Regions from separate parts of the Mus musculus genome. Here all the other regions are linked to region 3. The links are chromatin loops, found by intact Hi-C in ENCODE. Cell type or tissue: heart. All regions are shown on one strand.

Region 1 (8,000 bases), 80 kb after region 3:
AGAATATTGGAAAGTAAGTTCTTGCTGGCGCTTGTGAGTGCCAGGGAGGAAGGGACGTTTATCAGCCTCACCCAGTCTTCTGTTGTCACCTTCAAGAAAGAGCAAGGTCAGCCTTGCGATTGAGCGTGCGTTCGGTCGCTCCTGTGTCTTCTAATTTATTGCTCATCTGTGCTCCCCTGTGTATGGCGCGTGTGTGAGGCCAGGGGACAGTGGACTGTGGTGTTCTGCTCTGTCGTGTATTTCTCTCTTCTCTTGTTCCTGTGAGACGGGATCTCACTGACCCATTGCCAGTGATTCCGCTCTCCACCCCGCACAGCTCTGGGGTTACAGGCAGTTTCTTACATAAAATCTGGGATCCAGATACCCATTCTTGCTTAGCAAAGTGTGTATTTACCCGCTGAACTATTTCACTAATGCCCAATTGTCCCTAAATCTTAATGGTTATAAACTGTGATGCTGTTTGTTTTTTGTTTTGTTTTTTTGTTTTGTTTTGTTTTTATTTGTAAGAAATCTGATTTGCTTCAAAGTTTCGTTTTGTTCCATAGCTTTATGTGTGTGTGTGTGTGTGTGTGTGTGTGTGTGTGTGCGCGCGCGTGCCTATATCTCTGTCTATGCCATGTACTTGTTGAGTGCCCAAGGAGGTCAACAAGAGGGTGTTGGACTCCGTGGACCTGCTTGAGATGGGCGCTGGGAACTGAATGCTGGACTCCCATTTGCTCTGGAATTGAAGCCAACACTGGACAAAGGACATCTCATAAAATGAGAAAGTTTCTGTACAACAAAGGAAATAATCAGCTGTTCGAACGGGAAGCTCTCAGAGTGGGAGGGCAACTATGCCAGCTGATAGAAGATCAGTATCCAGAATATACAAAGAACTCCAACAACAGAGTCAGGAAAATGGCCCAGTTAAAAAATAGGCCAGGGATCTGAACAGAACAGAGGGTTCCCTGAGAAGAAATAAGAGCAGCTAAGCAAAACATGTTCAAACTCTGTAAGGAAGAAAAACAGGGAGGGAATATGACAGTTTGTCAATAGAACCTTAACAAAGACCTTTCCGTAAGAGACGAAAATGTAAAAATTGGCATGGTGACCTAACAGATGCCCCTGCCTGTAAATGTTATTTCTAATATAAATGTAAATTAATACTGTGGCTGTATTTCTTTATCCTAGCTAGTTCTCAGTAGCAACACGGAGAAACCAAGTTTTATTTTCAAGCTTCACCCCAATTCCTGGGCAGTCTAATGATCTATCTTAACCCCATACACTAATCTGGCTGCCTCCCATCCAAGGTCCCAATGATGCTTGTATTTGTGGCCTTCCATTCTCCAGGTTGAACTTAAAGTACTCTTTTCTCTTATCTCCTAGTGGCAGATTTCAGTCTCCCTCCCTCTCTCCCTCACATAGTGGTGGAACGTTTACACAGTGCACAAAAACATAATACATACACCTGCCTTTGCAGCCGTCCTCTTTCATCTTACAGTCAGGAAGTGAGAGGAACTCCTTGCCTGTTGTTTTGTCACCAAATATAGAGCAACATGTTTGGCATGATTAAGCATCGCCTGTGCTGAACCCGAATATAGTGAATAAAGCTGATAAGCATCGGTAGCCTAGTACTCTTTCTTAGGTGTGGAGGACAGGGGGGGTAGGAGCACACATTGTAAAGTTTCTTATTTTTAATAAAATGTTAGCAGCGTGTGGTGGTGCACATCTTTAATGCCAGATGCAGAAGATCTCTGTGACCACCAGGGCCAACTTGGTCTCTACGTAGTGAGCTTCAGGCCACCTAGGGCTACAAAATAAAACCTGTCATATTTCTTAACATGAATATCGGTGCATAATGTATTGTATTTAAAGCAATAAATGTAAGGACTATAGAGGTATGTTGTAGGTGTATGGGGAGCACCCTTTTGTTATAGACTGCTACAGCTCAGCTGTGTAGCAGTGGTTCTCCAGGCCTGTTTTCTGGGCTTCCAGTGAGTTCCGTGGAAGTGTTCCCAGACCGCTCTGAGAACCGATAGCCAGTGCTTGGGTGGTTTCTGATGATCTTCGTGTCAGGCCAGCTTGAGCTTTGAAGAGTCCGAGACAGACATTTTTAGTTAAATCTGAGTTTCAGATAGCCCATGAACCTTTGTATCTTCGTGCGCTACTCAGATTTTGCTGTGGTGTAGATCTGTGCATGGACCAAGCAGAGAACTCCAAAGCCTTTCATAAAAATGTACCGTAAAATCCATCCAGTGCCCTGTCTTTCCAGACGGGCTGAAGTATATTTATTCTTCATGGACGGGTTGGGAGCCTCCTGTTTGGCCTCACCTCCTATAGTGGCTGATAGATGTGAGCCTAGTGCCAGACCTACGGGCTCCCTGAGCAGTCACTTCTGTGTTGTAATCGCTTTGGTTCTGGGTCTCTACAGAAAAGGTTAGGTGTTGGGCGTTCAGCTGTGTGTCCGTAATCAGTTCATGGACCTGCATCAGTGAGACTCCATTAACAGCAGGGACCTTGGCTGGCGCCACTCTTCACCTGCTAGGTGAACACACACAACAGAGCACACGGGATTCATTTCTTCAGCACAGCGAGGCGGGATAGGTTCTGGGCTTAGAGTTCTCGGAAGCTCTGCCGCCACCATTCAGCCTGCCCCAGTGCAAGGCCCTGGACTCCGCTGCTATAAAAAGTAGTTATGAAATAACTATGAAAGGTACAGCTTCTAACGAAGAATAAGTTTTGTCTATTAGTATTGCTTAATTTTTTCCCCTGCTGTAAGGAGCTATTAAGGAGAAAGGGGGATTATTTTTAGGGGAAAATATCTGCCAGAGAATGGGAAGCTCTTCTCATTTTAGTACCAGTTCTGACATTTATCACATTTACTTCTCTGCCTTTGTTGCCAGAAAGCTTAGAGCTAATTCCAGTGTAGTGGGAGCAGCTGTGATAACGTTCGTTCTTGCACCGAAGGGAAGTAGGGAATGGGGCAAGGTGTTGATGGCAGCTGCAGCGAGGCATGTGCTACCCAGGCGCATGCGCATATGCTCTCTCGTGTCTCTCTCTCTCCCTCTCTCCCTCTCCCTCTCTCTCTCTCTCAGCACCCTTGGTCCCAAGTCTGGCACCAGCCACCTTGAGCGCCCTTAGCATCTTCTGCAGAGCGGTGATAAGTAACCTTCGTGTTTGCGTTGCTGTGGAAGGTCAAGGTCGGGTCAGCTGCAGAACGAGTGGCTCCCTGGGAATATTGCTGTTTTTTTTAATTGCATCCTTCCCCCAGGAAGCACACTTATTTTTTTTTTCTCCCTTTCCACAGTCTTAATGCTTTAGGTCATGGGTCTTTCTGTGCGTTTGCACGTTACATCTGCTAGGGTGACTATTAAAGGGCATGTGGTAGCAAGTGTCCCTGAAGGTCTAGAGAAGTTGAAACCTTTACCTAGCGTTGGTGGGAAAGTTCAGTCTCGCAGCCCGATTGCAGCAGCTTGGGCAGATTCTCTCTCCAGGCTGAGCTGAGTTCCCATGTAACACAGCTGTTCTCCTAGCCATGTGTGCTCCAGAGCATTAAAGACATGGCCAAGCACAAATTTCCTGGTGAGTTCACAGCAGTGTTCTTCATAAAATCCTCACGGTAGAAACCACTCAAGCCTGGATCCGTGAGGAATGTGCTTTCATCGGTAAACTACCGCAAGCGAACTTTAGAACTGCTACATGCTACCACACGGATGAGCCTTGAAATGACACTTAGAAAAGTCAGGCCCTAAAGGACACATCCATCTAACCCTGTTTATGCAGAGTGGCGAGTGTGCCCAGGTCTATAAAGGAAAGAAGCGGCAGCTGTAAGAGGCTGAAGGGCAGAACAGGTTTGAAGACTGAGGACTGAATTTTAATGAATTCTCCTAGTTATATGTACTGGAAAGAATTAAAAACATGTCCATGCAAGAATGACTTTGATTCTTTTGAAGCGAGTAAACATTTTCAGGAATTAGTAATGTTTGCATAGCGTGTGCAGAAATGTGCTAAAACACAGACTGGTACACTCCAGAAAGAATTTAATTGATGAATCGCCCTGAGGTCACCAGCCCAAATGGCTTGCTCCCAGCGAGCAAGCAGACACACGCCAGCCCACCTCTGTGGAGCTCAAGTGATGAAGGGTGGGGGCGGAGGTGGTGTGGGGGGTGAAGGCTTGGGGGGGGCACAAGACCCCAGTGGGAACTAGCAGGCAATGCTGAGGGCCTGGGAAGGCTGAGGCCCAGTCGGGCAGTGTGCTGCTGCTGCCTTGTCTTGGACCTGTGTAAGGTTGCCGTGAAACGTCCCTACTACTTGCTGTTAAGTTAATGCTCTAAAAAGGAAAGGTGGCCTAAGTGTTCTTCTTTGATTAAATTTTTCTCCTCCCGGCGTAGCCTGCTTAGAATAGCAGAAATGTCTATGCCTCGCCAGTGTAGTCCCGGCACAGCCATTGGTCACTGAAGAGTTCTTATCAGTAAACATGTAATTATGATAATTTGGTGGTAGAAATAGACTGAGTAGGCAGCCCTTAGGTTCCCTGGCAGGCTGAGCTAGAACATGTGGGTAGGATTTTGTATATGCTGCCCTTGGAGCCAGTGACCTTGATTCCAGTGGACTTGAACTAAGTGAAGCCCCAGGGCAGTGGTTGACTGAGCTGGCGCTGGGCTGCTCAGCTCTGTGTGGTAGGAGACAAAAACCTTGGAGAAAACTGCCTTATTAAATACGTCCGTTTTGAAGTCTGGGGATTGCTATAAAATGCTGTTTTAAAAGCAGAATTAATAACTTTCACCAGCAAAATTGTTTTCTGCTTTTTTTTTCACTCAAATTGCTACTATATACATATATGTGTATGTGTGTGCGTGTATGTATATATATATATATATGCGTGTATACACACACATACACACACATGCACATATATATATTAAATGATTTTGTATTTGTTTAGTTGGTTTAAGTATCTTTCATTCTATTTTCTAGATAATGAAAATAGGTGGAATCAAATTGGATTAAAAAGTACTTAAAACAGTTTTTAAAAAAAAATGTAAATGTCTCAAAATAACCATTCATTCAGTCCCTTGAAATAGAATCCTAAAAATACAGGCAGCCTCCATTCTAACTCAGAGAGGATGTGACTTGTGTGCTGCTGTTGTGAAGTGTGTGAGACCAGGGGCCTGCTTCCTGTACTTCCGGCCAGCTCCCCAGCGTTTGTACCCTGCCGCTGCCTGAAGGCAGGGCTAGCGCTAGTGGCAAGAGGTAATTCTCAGTCCTACAGGGCAGTGAGGCCATTCCAGCAGGCCTTCACAGACATCTAACTTGCCAGGAATCAAAGTTGAAAGATGAGATGCTTATCAGTAGGGGATGATTTTTAAAAATAAGATTTGTGTGGGTAATGAGGCAGTTTTAAAAATACAGTATGTACAAGGTAAAAAAAAAAAAAGTAAAACAGACATGCTGAGGAGGAGGAGCACGTGGCAGATGTCCGGGAGGTGTCAGTCTCCAGTTCACTGTGGCAGGGTGGGGAGGGCTCATCGCCTGAGAGCACCTTTTTCTCTTGCAGAGGATTCAGGTTCAATTCTCAGTATCCACATGATGGTCCACAAGCATCTGTAACTCCAGTTCCAGGGCATCTGGTGCCCTCGTCTAGTCTCCATGGGCATCAACCATGCGGATATGACCTACATGACCTACACACAGGCCAGTCTCACACACACACACACACACACACACACACACACACACACACACACACATACACACGCACACACAGAGTTTTTTTTTTTTTTTGAACCCTTTAAAAAACACTGTGGAGTCATACCTGCTTATCTTTGAATAAAGGAAAATTCTAGCTAAAAAGTCTTCTGGAAAGTAATTGTAAGGGTGCTTTAGAAGGGAATAAATGTGGAAGGAAAACTTTTGTTGAACATGTGGATCTTAAAAGATGCACACACACACACAATGTCTTTATACACATATGCACATACATGTAGTATTTTAGTTTTTGAAAATTCTGTACACATGTATTGTATTTACATAATTTTACCCTTTCTTTTTTCCCTTCCAATGCTTCTCAAGTTCCTCTGCTTCCTTTCAGACTCACAACTCTTCAGTTCTCTCTCTCTCTCTCTCTCTCTCTCTCTCTCTCTCTCTCTCTCTCTCTCTCTTTCTCATGGCCCCTCCCACATATGGCCTGTAAAACAATTCTGTCTGTCCTATCTATCTATCTATCTATCTATCTATCTATCTATCTATCTATCTATCTATCTGCTGAGTACTCTTCCTATCTGTATGCATTTCTGTTTAGGGCCGACCACTGGAGATTGGACATTTTACGAGTTCTCATCCCTGGACGAGACTGATTTTTTTTTCTCGTTCAGCAGTTGTCAGTCGCCTGTAGGTCTTTATCTAGGAGTGGGGCCTTTTGAGATTCCCCCCCATCTTCATTGGCTTGCCACCTGGTCAGGTCTTGATTAGGTGCCATGCTGTTAAGATGTCATGGATGCAGCTTCCCTGTCCCATGCAGAAGACACTGTCTTGCAGCAGCCATTCTGGTCCTCCCTGTGGCTCTCCCATTCCTTCTGGCCCCTCTCCCATTGTATTCCCTGAGCCTGCAGGATAGGGGTTGTGCTGTAGATGTATCAGTTGTGGTTGAGTACCCCCCCCACACACACACACACTGCTTTCTGTATTTTGATCACTTGTGAAGTCATGTTGGCTGCAAGAAGCAGTGTAGGGCTAGAGACTGATCTCCCCCGCTGGGAGTTTAGCAGTGCAGCTGTAGATGTGCGCTTTGAGCCTCAGGGAGGAGGCTTCGGGTCAGTTCCAGCTCAGTTCCTCCAAGTCCTGTGCCGAAGTGTGTGCTGTCTCAGCAGTAGGCTGTTACCTTTGAGTTCTGGAGGCAACCATGAGGAACAGCCATAGCCTGTACTGTTTGTGGAGTCTTCTTGGACTCCCCTGACCAACAGCTGGAAACAAGACTCCCCATGCGTAGCACTTAGTTGTGAGCTCTTAAAATGCCTGAGAGTCCAGTGGGAGGGGCCTCCCTGCCTGGGGCCACGGTGAGCTGTGGCTTTGCTCCCTCCTGACGAGGGATGCCCTAGTCTTCCATTTGTGTCGCCATAATGATGCCCACAAGGTGGTTGTGACCAATGCAGTCAGAAGTGGTGTGAGAGGCGCCCTCCTCATCTCTCCAGGCTCCCTTCTGTGTTTCATGTGTACATGCTCAGACCAAAGCTTCAGAAACATACAACACAGACTCAAAAACCGTGTCAATAACAGCTTCCAAATGCATTTGATGGGGCTGTAGAGGTGGCTCATGGGTAAAGAGTACATATTGCTCTTGCAGAGGACCCGGGTTTTGTTCTCAGCACCCACCATCAGGCAGTTCAGAGCTGCCTGTAACTGCTGTTCTGTGGGACCTGATGCTGTCTTCTGGTCTCTGTGGACACCTGTGTACAGACATGCATGTGTGCGCCTGCACACACACACACACACACACACACACACACACACACACAAACCTAGACACATATTTAAAAAAAAAGAGTTTTAGAAATCTTAAAGGGCATTTGAGATGCCTTGTAAGTGAGCTTTCCTGCAGCAAAGGACTTTTCCTCCTGTTTCAGTAGGTCAGTCCTTAGTTTGTCAAAATAGATACGAGAGTGAGTGATAACATGACAATTCAAGCAATGATTTTTTGTTTTTAAAAACTCCAAGTGAGTACAGATAGGGGCTTACCAACCTTTCCAGTAACGCTGGTGCAGTGACATGAACACATGCCTCTGAAATCAAACCTTTGCTTTTCCCTTTCGGTGCAATTATTAGCGTTGTGCAGGTCAGTACTGGATAGCAACACACACACACACACACACACACACACACACACACACCCTGGCAGTACTTCCATATGAACACGTCATCGAAAGAAAGAACGTAAGACTAGAGCTTCCAGCTGGTTCCGTTCTATCGGGAGCACACTGGAGCTTCCAGCTGGTTCCGTTCTATCGGGAGCACGCTGGAGCTTC
Region 2 (8,000 bases), 120 kb after region 3:
CTGGCGTTCTGAATTCTCTGTACCAATTGGGGTTTTCCCAGCAGTGCTTATGGGGTGGGGCTTGCAGTTTAATCATTTTAAACTAAGACCGGTTTAAAATGATTGCTGCCATCTTTATTAGTCCAGCTGTTACCAGATGGCTGGTAGGATGGATGTGTGTGTGTGTGTGTGTCTTAGTAGAGAGCAAGATGGGCACTAGGGATGAGAACTTCAAAGTCAGAATTTCTTTAATGCTCACCACAGACATTTCAGAGTGTAATTATTTCAGTGGTGGTTTTACTACCTCAGAAGTGCTCTTTGTTAAGCTCATGTCTTTCGAAAGATGTAAATGCTGCTTTATGAGATAATGAGCAGGTCATAGATTAACTAATAGGAAAATTTACAAATTGCTAAGTCCTATTACTTACTTCTCAGCACTGTGGTCTTTACTAGAAGAGCACGCACTCTCCTCAGAACAGCAAATGAATGGCGCACAGCAGTCATGCCAGATGAAGTCCTCCTCTCTGGCTTTCTCTTTTTCAGCTCCCAAGCCTGGAGGGTGAAGGAAGCCAGAGCTATTCTGAATAATTAAAGAGCATTAGGGCAAATTTAAATTTAGGGCATTTTTTTAAAAAAAAATTTCTACTTTATTCCATAGCCCTATCTTAAATTTTGTTATTTTCCATGAACACATAGAAACTTATTATCACTTTATACTAATTTTTAAAAATGTGTTCCTTTATTCTAAAAGTAATATATTCAGTCATGAGCAGCTCATGAGTACACATAGCTGTGAAGAAAGCTGTTTCCCCTGGAACTCGGATTTCTGAAGTTGTAAAATTTGTGTTGGAATGCTAATGCCTCAAAGCTGCGTGCTTTGAAACAGTAGTGGATAAAACCCAAACACTCGGGCCTCTGTTTGTTTGCAGAGAACACTTCAGAGGCGAGCCACTCCACACCCAGGGGAATTAAAGAACATGAAAAAGACGGTGGAGAATTTACGGAACGACATGAATGCCGCCAAAGGACTGGATTCAAACAAAAACGAGGTCAACCACGCCGCTGAGCGCGTGACCACATCGGTGTAGCATTGACCTCCGAGTTTTACCTGCTGTGTCTTCCCTGCTGTAGAGATGTTCCTGTGCACCTGAGGAGCCTCCTGCCTGCCGTCCTTGCGTCCACCATCCCTCTGCCAGGATGCTGCTCTTGCACCAAGTGCCTTCTGCATCCCTCAGTCCATCCGCGTACCAGTAGCCTCCCGTCCTAATTCTGTTCAATATCAGTTGTTCCTAATAAGTAGAATACACTACTGTCAACACCTGACCTTCGTTTTTGTCTTGTGTTGGGGTTAGAGAGAGCAGGAAGGGGGTTCTGACCCTCTTCCCTCCACTGAGTGCTGGACATTCGGAACCCAAGTTCTTATGGACCTACGGAGGAGAGAGAGAAAGCTTTATGTATGGGGGAAAAAAAGATACTTTTTTATCCTTTCTTGGCAGCTCAGATGGTGTAAATTTTAAAATTTTGTATAGGTATTTCATAACAAAAAATTATGTATTTCTTTGTTATTTTATCTTGAAGACGGTACATATTTTCGTATTTGTGCAGAAAAACAAATTAGGCCTAAAGTATTGGTTTTTACCTGTACCATCCACTCCGTGCCTTACTGTATCCTGTCCTGTCACAGCGGCTGCAAACAGTGGCATCCTTGAGCAGCAAGATGGGCGCCTGGGTGTGGTCTTGTTAAATCGGTGTCGCACATTTTAATCGGTAATCTGCTGGCTTGTTTGTTAACCAGAACGATGAATTTATCAGTGATTTGTAAGTTTCATCAAGTGATTTCTTCGACAAGATGAACCAAAGGATTAGCCTCGCGCTACGTCATTGCATCCGCTCCCCCTCGTCCTGACTCAGCTCGGGTGTGTGCAGCATCAGGCTGTGCCTGCTCCAGAGGCATGGGCCACCTGGGTAACAGCACACAGCAGAAAAGCACAGAGAGAAAAACAACTGGTCCAGAAATTCAGTGGATCCATGACTTACGTGTCACAGAAGAATGACTGTTGCCGAAGGAAGCTTAAAAATTCTATATCCAGATAAAAGACCACAATAAAGCAAAAGTCACCTATACCGTAATAGAAATGTTGCTATCTCTATACAAGTGCACTTTGATCTGTAAATAGTTCTAATCAAAGCATAACAAAACACTGCTTCAAGATTTACTTTTAAATCTAATTTAAGGGGTGTTTTTACTGTGTTTTTGTCGTTTCCTTTTTACGTGTGCTGTGATGAAAGAGAAAAATGCAGAGTGCCAGTCACTGTGGTGTCTGGGGGAAATCACCGGGGTTCAGGGGAGGGGATTTCCCCGTGAAATAAACTCATCATGGACACTGGCCATAGCTTTTTAAGAATTGTTACTTTGTGTGTTCAAAATACTAGCCAAAAACAGTTCTTACACAGAGGACTTCTGTCCACTAAGTGTCTAGATTGTAGCCAGTTAGTTTTGAATAGCTCCTGATGAGACCCTGTTTACAAGTCGTGTTTCCACACAGGGCAGAGCCCCAGGGCTGCCTTCAGTGTGGGTTCATCATTGTGAGTTGAGGCATCTGGCCAGCTGGACTCCATGGAAACCCATCTCCAACCAAGCCCATGCAGTACCCATGCATCTTGTGTGCATTCAGGGCCTGGAGTCAGCCTGCGCCTGTGCATGCACATTTCTCAAAACCTCGGAGGTGAGAGTACAAGGCATCTGGTGCTTTTCAGCTGCGCCTCCTAACAGTGGGGACCCATTGTCTTTCCTCCATTCTAAGGATTGGACGTATCCTGATTTTAAAGCCTAGAAAATCAGTCTTGGTAATTCAGGGACTAATTCTATGCAGATAAACAGAGGGAATTTATTTTAGAGAGCCATTTGATTCTGAAAAACTAACCGACAGTTCCCAGTGTTATTTCGTTCATGGTTTCCCTCTAAAGGTCACCATTTGCCGGTAGTCGCCATTTGCTGCTCTTTTATCTTGCTTGGCCTTGGTGAACAGATAGAGGTAGAGATAGGGACCCATGGAGAGTGGAGGAGGAGAGCTAGCGACTGTAGGAAATGCCTTGTGCCTACTTCTCTCCTTTCCTTCCCTCAGCCTGTTTATGTCATGTCCGCCTGCCTGCTTTGTTCTGATGTGAATTTGGGGTTTGAGAGGTTTTGTTCCCTCTTGATGGCTTATGTCTGCTGACTCGGTGGTGCTCTTAAACTTCAGGGTGGCCGGTCCAAACTTCGGCTCCATCGTGGAGTCAGCACCACCTCAACGGCCGCAGCCTGAGGATACCCAGCCTTTCTAAGAAGGGGAAGGAAGTGAAAGCTTCCTTTAGAGTAGCCAAAGCTCCCGACCTTTGGCTGGGGCTGGGAGTGAGGATGGGCAGCACTGGCTCTCACAGTTTTCCATGCTCCTCACTTCCTCTAGGAAAGGGTGGAGTCCAGTCTTCCACTGACTTCTGTGCCTGGGGGGAATAACAGGTACAGGAAGAAAAAGACGTCTGTAAGACGTTTTTACCCCCTTTCCTCCCACAACATTTTCTTTCCTCTTTCTTTTTTCTCTATATATTTTTTTATTTTTATTTTTAGCAGGGGGGGCTTTATCTCTGAATAAAGTGGCAAAAACAACAAAGGCCACAACCATAGAGGAGCTGAAGTCAAAGAAATAGTGGAAGTGATCGTGCACACCAGAAAGAAACTGCAAGACTGTTACCTACTCCTTGGTTTTCTTCTGGAAGTTTTAGAAGAATGCTGGCAACCAGCCAATTCTTCAGAGTTTTATCAGCTGGTTACCTGTGAGGGCAGAAACATCAGCCTTCCTGCCCAGCGGCCTGTCTGTCATCATCTGGGAGATTGCCTTGCCCATGAAGACATAATTAATGGACACATGAATACCAGGGGAAAGAATATTCCTGTGTCAGGAAGTGACTCTGAAAAGCTGGTCCTAGCCCTGTGGAAATTCCTCTCCTTGAGCGCCACCAGTGCCCTGGCTAGTGTGTGGCTACAGGCTCCGCTATAGAGCTGCGGGCGAATATAGGTGACAGACGTCCTTGGAGAGCCGAAATCTTACTTTACCAGTTATTGTCAACTTGCTTCATGTTCCAAAGAGCCAGTTAAAACAGTGTTTTAAAGTAGCCCTCATCTTCTGATTGCGGCGCATCCAAGGCGCTCAAAAGCAGAATTATATGATGGGTCTTGATAATGCCGCCTACCACCTTCACCATGTATCAGTGCAAGACCAGTAGACTCCTTTTAAAGGGTCTGAAATCATGTTTTAAAACACACCCAGGGAAAAGACCACGTGCGTGCTTAAAAGAAAGGAAGGAAGAGAAAGAAAGGGCCTAAGTGTACTCTTTAAAATAGCATTTTGGGTTTAATTTTTTTTTTTCAGAATCAAGATGCCAACAAAATGAAGGTTTTGAATCCCAGCCATTCCACGTGGGTTTGATTAAGTGATTTAGCCTCTAATAGCTTAGAAGGAGACTAAGTGGAGTATATGGAGCACAAGCTCTCAGGAAATTGACGGCTGCTGTTACTATAGCCCCTGCTACCATGACCGTGATGACTTTAGGAGTTCTGCAGTCCGTACCACCTAGCCTAGCAGTGTGTAGCCGGGCAGTCAGCGTTCTCAGGAGCACACACTGCTGGTAACTTTGCCTAAGAGCTCTTCTACTGTTCTAAATATAGGCCCCCAAGTTATATGAAGGCGACTTTCTGCTCTTTAGCCCAACAAAGATTTTCTGGCTTCAAACTGGCAATTCTCCTGCCTCTCTGCTCCCTAGTGCTAGGATTACAGGCCTTCACCGGTGTGATTAATTCTGATATATGCATTTTAATTAGTTTAGTTACTGGTGAGGTTCTCAACGGTCTCTGTCAAACTTCCTCATTTTTACTGGACTTAAGAACGGCTCAAGATAAGACTAGTCTCAACGAAGAAAACATTAAATACCCAATCCAGGAAAACCTCCCCTTTCCCACAGAATATTTTCCATTTCCACGCGGCCTGAGCTTATAGTTTGGGTCAGTGGGGGCTCGTTTTCTCCCTTATCTCGGCTTTAACCCAGGATTTATCAGCTCCTCCCTGTTCACATTCTGTGTTCTGTCTCATTTCTCAAAGGAGCTTCTGTGCCTGAGTGGATGTGGACAGGGCAGGGGGAGGGGAGGGGTAGCTTGCAAACGAACATCAGGCAGGGTGGGGGGGAACCCTGGAAACAAAGCACAGGCTAGAGTAGTCTGAGCTGGGAGGGTAGAGCTGCCCTTCCGTACTGCTGGGTGTTTGTGTAAGGACAGACTGCTGGCTGGAAAGGGAGACCAACCAGAAGAACCTGATCCAGGGAGCCTGTGTCTCCGAGGACTGCAGGGAGAGTTTTTGCTTTTGCCTATTGGCCAGAAGGACGGTGTAATTTTAAACCCTGAGAGCAGGCAGGGCAGTCACTGTGACAGGCAAGAGTCTATTACATCTCTCCCCTCCCCATCTCTTTTGAGGCATCAACGTTCAACTTAGAAACAAATGATGGGTTGCGTGCCTAGTTAGGTAGGGAGACACATGGCCCACTGCATCCCGATGCCCTCCCACGGAGCCGACCAAACCGTCACTTTTCCAGCATGGCCAGTGAAGCTGATCACAGTTGCACTTTGCAAAGACATGAATTAAGATCCCGGTGATTTCGCAAACGAGCCCGAGGTCAAGCCATAAATCAGAGTTGGAATTTAAGCCCGCTTTTCTGCTGACTCGAATCTGTGATTGCAGTTTTCTCTTCGTTTCCAGCCCTCTCCCGGCCTCGGCTGCGAGCCTGCAATTACATTTAGAGCTGCGTGTACCGTGGCTAGGAGGCTTCTGCCTTGAGTACTAAGGTGAGGCAGGCCTAAATTATGGAGGAACCCTGGCATGGAACCGCAATCGATATATGCCGTGCCTGCGGTTCATTTGTTCCTAGCTGTCTACCTCACCCACGCACCACACACCAAGGCATCCTGCTTACGTGCCGCAGAAATCCCCACGGGGTTGATACTCAACCCTCTCAAATGGTACAAATCCTAAGGAGCTCGGGAGATAACTTCCTTGCTTAGTTCGTGACCAGAACAAATTGATGTTTCCATGTTAACTGGAGACAGCTTAGGAACAAACCTGCTCTCTCAGAGAACTAATGTGTTAGAAATATCGACAGGTTCTAGAGCAGGCCAATCACTCAGATTTTTTTTTTTTAAATCATCACTACTTGGAGAGAAGGTGGGCACTAGGAGGTCTGCATGATGTCTCTGGACCTTCATGCATTTGGAGGATAAGAAATACGACTGCTGGTATTTCAAAAGGCTTCGAAAGGCTTGCTGTGATGAACCGTATCGCTCTTATGCAGAGACTTTCTTAGAGAAACAAGACAGAAAGTTTGTGTGACAACCCCGTCTGTTAACTTTCTCTTGAACCCAGCTCTGCTGCCTGATGGGTAGAAAGAGAAAGCTTCATGCGGTCTCCACAAGCCAAGAAACCAGACTGGCACTGGGGTGGAGTGGGATGACACCCTGTATCAGATACTGCATGCCCCCAGAGAATATAAATATCGCTTCAGACGGCCCCTCCAAGTAACTCACAAAGATGCCCATTCTAATAAGCAGTTTGAAAAAGGCTGCCTGACTGGGCCACCCTGAACACCTGAGAAAATATTCTCCGGAAGTGGGCTCATCTGTCCTGTGTGCGTCCTGCCTGGTGCTCGCCCACGGGGTATGGGGGAGGGGGCTGCTCCTGGTTGCTCTTCAACCACCCGGAGGTGTGAGTGCGTGTTTGTTTAAACCTAACTCAGCTCTGCGTGGAAAAGCAAAACAACAGGCTTACTTGTCCAGGCATTGAAAGTTCTTCCTGATTTTTTTTTTTTTGTCCTGCCCATTGGCCCAGAGGCATAATGGGTGCGGTGAGTTTCGGTATTAGTTTGGGAAGTTTCGAGAATGGGCTGTGGGCTGGGTCTGCTGGGTTAGGGTTGCCTGCGAATTTAGTCATTCTGGAACATCTGAGGGTCGGGAACATTGCCACCGACATCATGGGAGGGCTTGCTTCCCTTTCCCTCGGAGGGATGGCAGCAGATGCCGAGAGCTGACAGTAAGGCGACCCCTATTCATGCTGGCTCCTTCTTGGATGCCTGAAAGTGGTGCCCGTGTAGAAAGATGGTCAGGTGAGGGGCCTGACTTCTCCACTCGGCTACCTGTCCTCCCTTTGAGGACTATTAGCAGGTAAAGGCAATGTGCCCTGACACCTAGTTTGATACTCAGTCTGTCACCTGTGGTGACTGCACTCTAGGCGAATTAACTACCACCCATTCTAGTCTCACAGCAAACCTAGGCACAAGAGTGAAGCCTGACAGGGTTCCTTCTTCTCCTTAGCTAGCCTCCTAGTAGTTACTGGCAGTTTGGGAGGCACTAGCGCAATGTGAGTTGCAAGAAAGATGAGGGCTGTTTGCCCACTTCCCCATGTGCTACTGTTCCGAGTGCCCAGAGCTGGTCTCACCCACTCAGATAACCACGTATCAACTGTAGTGTCTTCTTGGAGGTGGTAATGTACTGTGGTCCCCAAACCTGAGCCTGCATCAGAATCACCTGCTAGCATGCTGAAGCCAATCACTATCCACAACCCCTGATTCAGCAGATGAAAAGTGGAGCAGATGAAAGCAGGCGTGCTTCCCTGGCCAGCTCCCAGCTGTTGCAGCAGATCTGGGGCCACACCTAGAGAACCATTGCTCAAATACACAGAAATCTTATGTGACCCTGACAGGTCTTCTTTATTTCCCAGGATTTTCTTTAATTTGTTTGTTAACAGCACCCCCTCACCCCCCCTCCCCGCCCCTTACGTAGGCATAAGAACATCTCCATCTCCCTTCCCACTTGCTGACCCTTCGGCTCTTGTTAGCATGTGCTAACAGCAGTAGATGAAGAACTAACAGAAGGAGGAACTGTGTTCACCTGTGGGTGAGTGCCCAAAGGGAAGGCTGGGAGTGCTGAAGGCTAGATGTGGTGG
Region 3 (8,000 bases):
CCAGCTTTGCATATGATTTGATTAGCTCTTTGATCTGTGTATACATCCTCAGAGGGTCACTCCTGTGCTCCTCTCCAAGATGAAAAGGTCAGCCTCTTGATAGATTTTCTAGAATAGGAAAAGCGACCCTCTATCCCATAATAGCTTCTATCTTGATACCATTCCCTTGACAATGGCCTTTCTTCCAGGAGACTCCAAGGTCTGCCCTCCCTCTGTTTCCCAGAAATGTAACCCAGTGCCTGGCATGTGGCAGATACTTAGTTACCACCTACCATAATGTGATTCTTAGCCTAGGATTTAATTTACAACTGCCTGTAGGATACATTTACCTATATTTTATTTGTGTGTGTGTGTGTATCCTGTCACTCCTGTTGTAAGGAGGCTAGGAGGGGATATCAGATGTCCCGTCTCTTGTTCTTCCTTATCCCCTTGAGACAGGGTCTATTGTTGAATCTGTAGTGTGCTGTTGTTTTTTTGTTTTTTTGCTGGCTAGCCAAGCAAGCCGGAATGGTTAGTGGCATGTGCAGCCACACTTGGCTTTTATATAGGTGACGAGCAGCCAAACTCAGGTCTGCAGGTTTGTGTATAAACAGTTCCATCACTTCCCACATTCTCTCGAGCCATTTGCCATCCCAGACCCTCATCCATTTCCACACACAGCCACTGAGTTAGGCTGTTATCATTTTTTATTAGTTTTCAATTTTAAAAAATAATTTTATACATTATGTACTATCCTATGCACTTTTCTGTACATTGCTTCTTCTATGGATATGATCTTTTGAGATATATTTATTTGTTAACATGTTTACTAGTTTATTTTCTTCTATTGTTGAGTTCTATACCATTGTTTCTACAGGCTACACTTTTAATCTGTTGGTGAATATTTAGTTGTTTCAAAGTTTTGACTAATATTAACCAAATTATGATGGATATTGATAAATAACTTACATCATGGATGGATCATTACAGCAGACACAAAGAATCTTCAAATTGTTTTAAATACTGCTTTCAACAGTTTACTTTCTTGCCAGCAGTGCTTGAGTGCTTGTTGCACTGTATCTTCACTAACACTTAGGATCCTGAGTGGTTTGTTTTGGTTTGTTGGTTTGTTTTACACTCCAGTGGCTAGATAGTGGTTTCTTGTGCTCATTTTAAAATTTACATGTCTGCACTTCTGAATTCCCAGTCATTTCCAGCTTACTGGATGCCACTTTGGATTTGTAGTTTAAAAATGTAATGTTTATACCATTCTACAAATAAAAGTCAGGAAATAAAATAACAAACCATTAATTGCACGTTTTTCATTCTCTCAGGGGAAGGGGTATGTTTTCTTTGTTGCATTTCTGTATCTAGCATGTGTCTGGTGAATCATGTCTACATTTATTATCTGCTGTTATGTAGCAAACACTCCTGAATTATGTGCCCCCAGTGGGGAGTTGGTTCTGAGTTATATAAGAAAGCATGCTCACTAAAGCACAGAAAGAAAGTCAATAAGCAAGACTCCCCCGCCTCCCCCATCATCTCTTCTTCAGTTCCTACTTTGAGTTCCTGCCCTCGCTTACCCCAAGGGTAAGATTGTGATCCTGACATTCAAGCCAAATAATCCCTCATCTCCCAGTGGAGGTTAGTTGTTAACTTGACACAGGGTAGGGTCAATTAGGAGGAGTGAATCTCAATTGAGAAGATGTCTCCATCAGATGGACATACAGGCAAGTGTGTAAAGCAATTTCTTGATTAAAGATTAATTGGAAGGGCACAGCTCACTGTGGTTGGTACCTCCCATAGACTAGTCCTAGGTGCTATAAAGAAGTTGAACGAGCCAGTAAACAGTATTCCTCTATGACCTTTGCTTCAGTTCTTGCCTCCAGGTTCCCATCCTGCTTGAATTCCTGCTTTGGCTTCCCTGAAGGATGGTCTGTGATCTGGAAATGTACGCCAAACAAATCCTTTCCTCTCCAGGATGCTTTTTGTCATGGTATTTATCCCACCAGTAGGAAACTAACTAGAACACAGAGTAGCCGGGATTCAAATCTGATAGTTAAGTCATGTGGATTTCGGTAGTTTTCAGGATCTGCAAAGCAGGTAAGCTGTTCAGAAACCACAATGTTTTTAGACATAAGAAGAAACACGATCACAACACAGAGAAGAATAAGGAATGCTTATTCAGGTTGGAATCCTTAAAAGACCAGACATATGTTAAAAACATACTAATCATTTATTAAAACAACCTAGTGTATTTCTGAAAAACAAAACAAAACAAAATACAACAACATTAAACTGAGTAGCTCAGCTTTCTATAACTTAAAAAAAAAAAAACCAGCTGGAAAACCCACAAAGTTAGTGACGTATCTTCTTGGATGTCTCAATCAGGAATCAGAGTTTTTCATGGGAGGTGGCAGGACATGGGCTTTATACACACTTCTGGAATGCAAGAATGAAGGAGGAGTGGAGGCTCAAAGTCCGCCTCAAGAATGCAGGCACCAAGTCAGGTTAAAAAGTGAAGTCAGCATAGTGGCAGGAATTAGGTACTGGCTGTAACCATCAAGTCTAGGTGATAATCCTGAGGTAAAAACAGGTCAAATTTCCTCCTTCATCAATCAAGACAAGAGATCCTCCTGATAGAGACGAAACCTTTATGTATCTCTCCCCCTCTCCCCCTGGGCAAGTGCCCTGTGCAGTTAAAAATACTGAAGAGACAATGAAAAAAAGTTTCAGAGCAAACTCTGCCTTGGTTACTAAGCAAGCTCAATTTTCAATCTTCTGCATATTGTGATGTTGGTGACTCCAGATTTGAGCTGAGGGAGCATAAGGCTTCCTTTGCTGGGTGGGGAGTCAGAGAAGACTCTTAAAACAGTCTATTAGCTATTGTATTTGGCCTAAAACGGAGTCATCAACTGTTCATGTGGAGTGAGTTTGGTTAGTTTGTATCGTTGACTCTGAAAACAGAAGAAAAGGGGTTCAAATGTCTGGCTGTGGTAACGGGAACCTCTGAGGAGCAAAGGAAGAAATTTGGGGCTCCCCGCCCCAAACTACAGCGTGGGTTGCAATCTCCCCTTTGTAAGACGCAGGGTGCTGTTGAAGAAATACAGGAGCCAGCTATTGGAGGTTCATCTGCCTTCCTGCACCAGTGCTTTCTGTACCTCAGCCCAGGTTAGCCCCCAAAGCACATCTGGCTAAGGTGGAGCTAATGCTGAAGCGCACCTTTGCCATCTCCTTTCTTCTCGGAGCATCTTTTAGAAGATTTTTGAAGACGGACATCCATGCTTTTGTTGGCACCAGGAAGTTGGTGACACGTACATCTCAGATAAGTCCTGCTCACCAAAGATGCTCTCAGGTCGTAGGGCCTGCCAGCGAGTGTGCGCAGACACAGGGCACAAACGGGGGTTAGGAGGAGGGGGTGTCGGAAAGCCAGAACCGACTCCTTCATTACCCCGCGCTCAAGGTACTCGGCGGGGCGGTACTTCCTGACCCCGGAAGAGAAAGTTGTTTTGGGGAAGGGGAGCAAGAAAAAAAAAAGCACGGTGAGTAAAATGAAAACTCCGAAGTTGTTCTGCTCCTTCTGGCCTTCGGTCCCTGCCCTCCTTAGGAGCTTTTTGGGGCGCGGCTCCCTCCAGAATCGCACACTGTGCGACTCCCCGCGGAGGAGAGGACCGCAGGAGCACCGTCTCCCGACCCTCCCGGGAGCCGGGTCTCCAGGAAAACCCGGAGCGGAGCATCCCCGGCCGGGACACGCCCTCTGCGTGCCGCCGAGTGCGCATGCCCAGTGCGCGGCGGCCGCGAGTAGGAAGCGGAGCGCGGCGGAGGGGGCGGTGGGAGGGGACGCTCGCGACTGTGGCGAAGGCGCGGGACGCGGCGAGGGTTCCCGCGGCTTCCTCAGAACGTTCGGGACGGTGGAGTCCTTGCGAGGCGCGAGCGAGCTTGGAGCCAGCAACGAGCTTGGAGCGGGCGGCGGGCGGGGAGCAGCGGGGCGGCCGGGCGGAGCGGGCTCCGAGCCCCGGGCTCCGCGGCTCGGCGGGACACGGCTCTGGTGGTGGAGGCGGCGATGTTCCACTGCATTCCCCTGTGGCGGTGCAACCGTCATGTGGAGGCCATCGACAAGCGCCACTGCTCGCTGGTCTACGTCCCCGAGGAGATCTACCGCTATGCCCGCAGCCTGGAGGAGCTGCTGCTGGACGCCAACCAGCTCCGGGAGCTCCCCGAGGTGAGTGCCCGCCTCACCTGGCGCGGTGGCCGGGTCCGTGCGCTCCTCCGCTGACTGCTTCGCTCTGGGAGACTCTGGCCAGCGGGGTCCCACTACTGCCCTCAGCCCTCCCTGTGCCCCCCTCCCCTGCTTCCCGATTAAACCCATCCTCCAATAAAAGTTGTTTTTCATTTATACCGAAAGACTTGGTATTTAACAAGTAGTTACATGGCTAGTGGAGAAACGTTCTGGTCCACTAAGTGGCTTAGATCCACGTCTGGGAACTAATGCCGGTTAGGTGAGAAGCCAGGTAGCTCACACTGTTCCCAGCTGGGGGCGACCATGCGCCCCATCACGCCCCGGGGCGATCGGCTAGCAGCCAATTCTCCAGCTAGTGGCTTGGAGCTCCTCATTTTGGGCTAACGCAGGTCCCAGAGGATGTGGGGACCCAGCAGCGCGAAAGTAAGCTTTAGTATATCTTGGCATCTGTAAGGAATGTGCTCCGGGCCTTATCTCTGTGGGCTATGCCCTGGAGAGATGGCGCTTGGTCCGCTTCGGTAGCCCCGTGGCCGCATTGGGGTGCTGGGCAGGAGGAGAACTGCTGCAGGTGCCCAGGTTCCCGCCGCTGGTGCACTGCGTGCGTGGACCTGTTGCGTGGTTGGAACTGCGATGAACGTGTGTAGTGGCTCCCGCTGCGAGTCAGCCCTGCTTGCTGCCTTTCCGCCACCACAGAGCTTGCTTGGGTCTGTCCTATCACTAATGCCATATCTTTTCAGAGTTGTTTATGAAAATTAATCATCTGCCGCACCGAACTTGGCCTGTGACAGATACTGATTGTGCTTCTAGGCCCTGCTGGGGTTAGACGCTGAACTTTTAACCCTTGAATTTGCCTCGGGATTCTAGCTTTAACTGTTAAGGAGGACGCATCCTTTACCCAGGTGTAAGGAGGAAGTAAGCCAGTGGCAATCCAGAGGTGCAGGAAATGGAAGTCCGCTGGGAGGCCCGGAGAGAGCCTAAAGGCCCGAGCCTCGGAATGCAAGTACCTTGTTTGTCCTTTGTTACCGCTGATGATGTCCTGCCATTTTCAAAGAAACTCTGATCAGATGTCTGGTTTGTTGGAACACGGACTGATAACGATCGCCAGTGCTGACAGAGTTTAGAAAATCACAAGTGTGTTTCTCTCAACATCTCGAGTGAAGTTCGTCTTGAATTAACTTTTCTTGGTTCCCATGGCCTCCTCTGTGTAATCACAAAGATTACCCTCACTCGGATCTCTGCAGAGCACCCCTCCCAGCCCTTAATTTAATTCAGTAGGAAAACCACCCAGATCCCTCAGGCATGTATTATTTTGCAGGCATTTTCAAACACATGATCTGGTTTTTAAGCTTCGCTGTGTTTTACTTAAGTGGGAAGCTCATTGCTTTAAGTTGTATAATTTTTGAAATGTAGCAAATGTTGCCTAATGCTTTGCAAGGGATTTGAAATAAAGTTACTAAAAGACTTAGTAAAAAGCTCTTGACTATAAACTTTGCAGTGCTTTCTGTAGACTTTGTGTTTATTGTGGAATTGGACGATTTCTTTGGGTTGGATTGGCTTTTCACTCCTTTTTGGAGTTTGTTAGATTTCCTCTAATGCTGGAGTTTTTGTTTTTTTTTTGCTTGGCGTAGAGACTCAGAGTTTTGGAAGTGTCAGGTATTTCTGCAGATGGTACATGATAACTCAGAGACTCAAAATTAGGTCTGATGGCATTCTGTAAATACTCTAAATAAACATTTCGAAACCAATGGGTGATGGCCTTCCTTATTGCTAAGTATTGCTCTAATAGCCTTAAATCAAGGTCCTGTAAAATGGATTCCTCTCTGTCTCATCTCACCCAGACTGTTGGGTTTGTACATGCCAGACAGGAACAGCAGCTACCTTGAAAGTCTGTCTGTTTCCTCAGCCTTTCCTTGGGCTAGCCATTGTTCATGTTGGAGAACTCGTAACTCATGGCTATCGCTCCCTGGTGCGTCTGGCTTCTAACTCCAAGCGCCTGTCTGCTCACCACCATCTCACCCCTCTTGCTGGAAGGCTTCAAAGGTTCTTGGTGTGCTGGCGATGACCGCTGTCTGGTTCATTGCCTGTAATTTGGGAGCACATCCGAAAGGTAGGTATACACTCTACCTGGGCAACAGGCTTTGGGATAATGATAGATACCTACACTCCACTGAAGGGTCTGCCACCTCTCATTTGCTCCAGCATTTTCATTTACAAATTGAGACACAGAATTGCAGTGATTTTTCCTCAGGGCTCTGCACTTTGTTAGATGCAGTGTTTGGCTACCTCCATGTATTGAAGTGTCAGACAACTGCAGTCACACTGAACACATAGGATGAGTCTGGCCTGTCTGCTTCTCACACCCATGAAACCTGAGCTGTTTAGTCCCTCCTTTTTTTGAGTCATGTGACTTAAACTTGGCCTTGTTAAACATTTATTGCGGTACCATTCCTTACTAGTTATTAGGAATATAGAGATTAAAGAAGCTGTGATTCTTATGAGCTGTTCCCAGTCTTGTGGGGAGACATGACTTAAATACTGATGTGAGTATGAGGTGGCCCGCCAGCCACAGACATGTTGGTAATAACTTACCTAATGTACGACCCAGGAGCAGTCGAGCATTGTGGTGGCTTCTCCGCAGTGCAGGTCAGGATCCTTGTCTTGAGCTTGCCTTTGGTTGGGTGACAGTCATTCTGTCTGACTGCTGCTAGATTCATCTGGCTTCAGCTGTCCCTTCACTAGATTCTTCTGTTGTCTGCACTAACAATCTCACTCTTACCTCCTTGAAGTGCCTGCCCGCCTCTGTTCTCCCCTGTAAGCACGGGAGCCCCAGCCCCGTGCCCAGGAGGTCTTGCTCAAGACAGTTACTTTTCTAGAATTTTCTGTCATCTCCTCTTGGCCTTTAGCTAACCTGTTGATTGTCCGATGGAAGTATTTCAAACACCAGTCCCCCCACCCCTCATTCTTTCTCAGATCCTGAATTAGTTGTTTTCTAGTTCTAGGGTACTTATGACCTAGGCTCAAACATGCTTACATGTTCCTTGCCTGTCTACCCAACTAAATCGTTACCTCCACAAGGGCAGGGGCGTTCATGGCTGAACCTAGGCCACTGTGTGGTACATCGTAGGCCCTCAAGTGCTAGTCCCTGCAACCAAAGAACCTAGCAGCAATGAGCGAGTCCTCATGTTCAGAAGACTGCCTATCTTCTTGGTCATCGGATTTCCCTTCCTGTGACCCGACTTACAAGTCTGTAGTAACTAGTAACTTGTCTTTCCTTGGAAGATGCTAGAAGGCACTTGGCCACCTTTGAAGTAATTCTTGTACTCTGTGAACTTTTGCCATGAATATGACTTCAGTTTTAGCCCCTGTAGCTTGCTCTGGCAAGGGGCTGCCATCCCTATTCAGAGCCAGTTAGTCATGCTTCAGTCAGGTCTTCTCGCTGGAAGTGCTATTTCTCCTTGGATTTCTAGTTCTGAGGGATGGCGCATCTGTTCTCCCGGTCTCCAACTTTGACTTTCCTTTCCACCTGTCTTGTCCCCACGGCCTGCTTTTTTCTCAGATGCCCTCTTTCTTCTCGGTCTCTCACACCCCTCTCCTTGGGTTCATCTGGATTCATGTGACCTTTTGGTCATCTTTTACCAAGGCTCCTTGGGCCTTGTCTTGTAGGGACAGCATAGCACATGTTGGATTTAGATTTAGATAGTTGAAGACAGGGTTCTGTCTCTCGGGTACTCTCCACCAGCCTTACTTTCTGCAGATGTTAGGATTACCGCCTGCTTTATAG

The links. A loop is a pair of places that touch in the nucleus more often than their neighbours do. Peaks named below come from ENCODE experiments on the same cell type or tissue, not always from the same donor. Only the 100,000 strongest peaks of a DNase experiment are listed, where the experiment ranks them.
Region 1: a loop joins it to region 3, with 3 times the contacts of the local background. A loop is called at or near these places in 6 of 42 quality-filtered maps.
Region 2: it touches region 3 in a loop (3-fold over the local background); 12 of 42 quality-filtered maps call a loop at or near these places.

Annotation. Positions count from the first base shown.
Region 1 is chr9:77,460,571-77,468,570 of GRCm38, reverse strand. It overlaps Lrrc1 (leucine rich repeat containing 1), which reads left to right. Exons shown (of 14, transcript NM_001146048.1): 4 at 1-13. Among named protein-coding and RNA genes, the nearest start is that of 5730403I07Rik, 65 kb to the right of the region's middle. In heart, no CTCF peak of the experiment used is centred here; a DNase peak (open chromatin) is centred at 4,530; H3K27ac peaks cover 4,015 bases.
Region 2 is chr9:77,425,189-77,433,188 of GRCm38, reverse strand. Lrrc1 (leucine rich repeat containing 1) reads left to right here. Exons shown (of 14, transcript NM_001146048.1): 14 at 909-2,366. The coding sequence ends at 1,067. Among named protein-coding and RNA genes, the nearest start is that of 5730403I07Rik, 30 kb to the right of the region's middle. In heart, no CTCF peak of the experiment used is centred here; DNase peaks (open chromatin) are centred at 3,428 and 5,298; H3K4me3 peaks cover 712 bases; H3K27ac peaks cover 3,128 bases.
Region 3 is chr9:77,540,666-77,548,665 of GRCm38, reverse strand. Lrrc1 (leucine rich repeat containing 1) reads left to right here and starts at 3,814. Exons shown (of 14, transcript NM_001146048.1): 1 at 3,814-4,201. The coding sequence starts at 4,043. In heart, a CTCF peak has its summit at 4,504 (motif pointing right); DNase peaks (open chromatin) are centred at 3,735, 4,545 and 4,725; H3K4me3 peaks cover 3,010 bases; H3K27ac peaks cover 2,576 bases.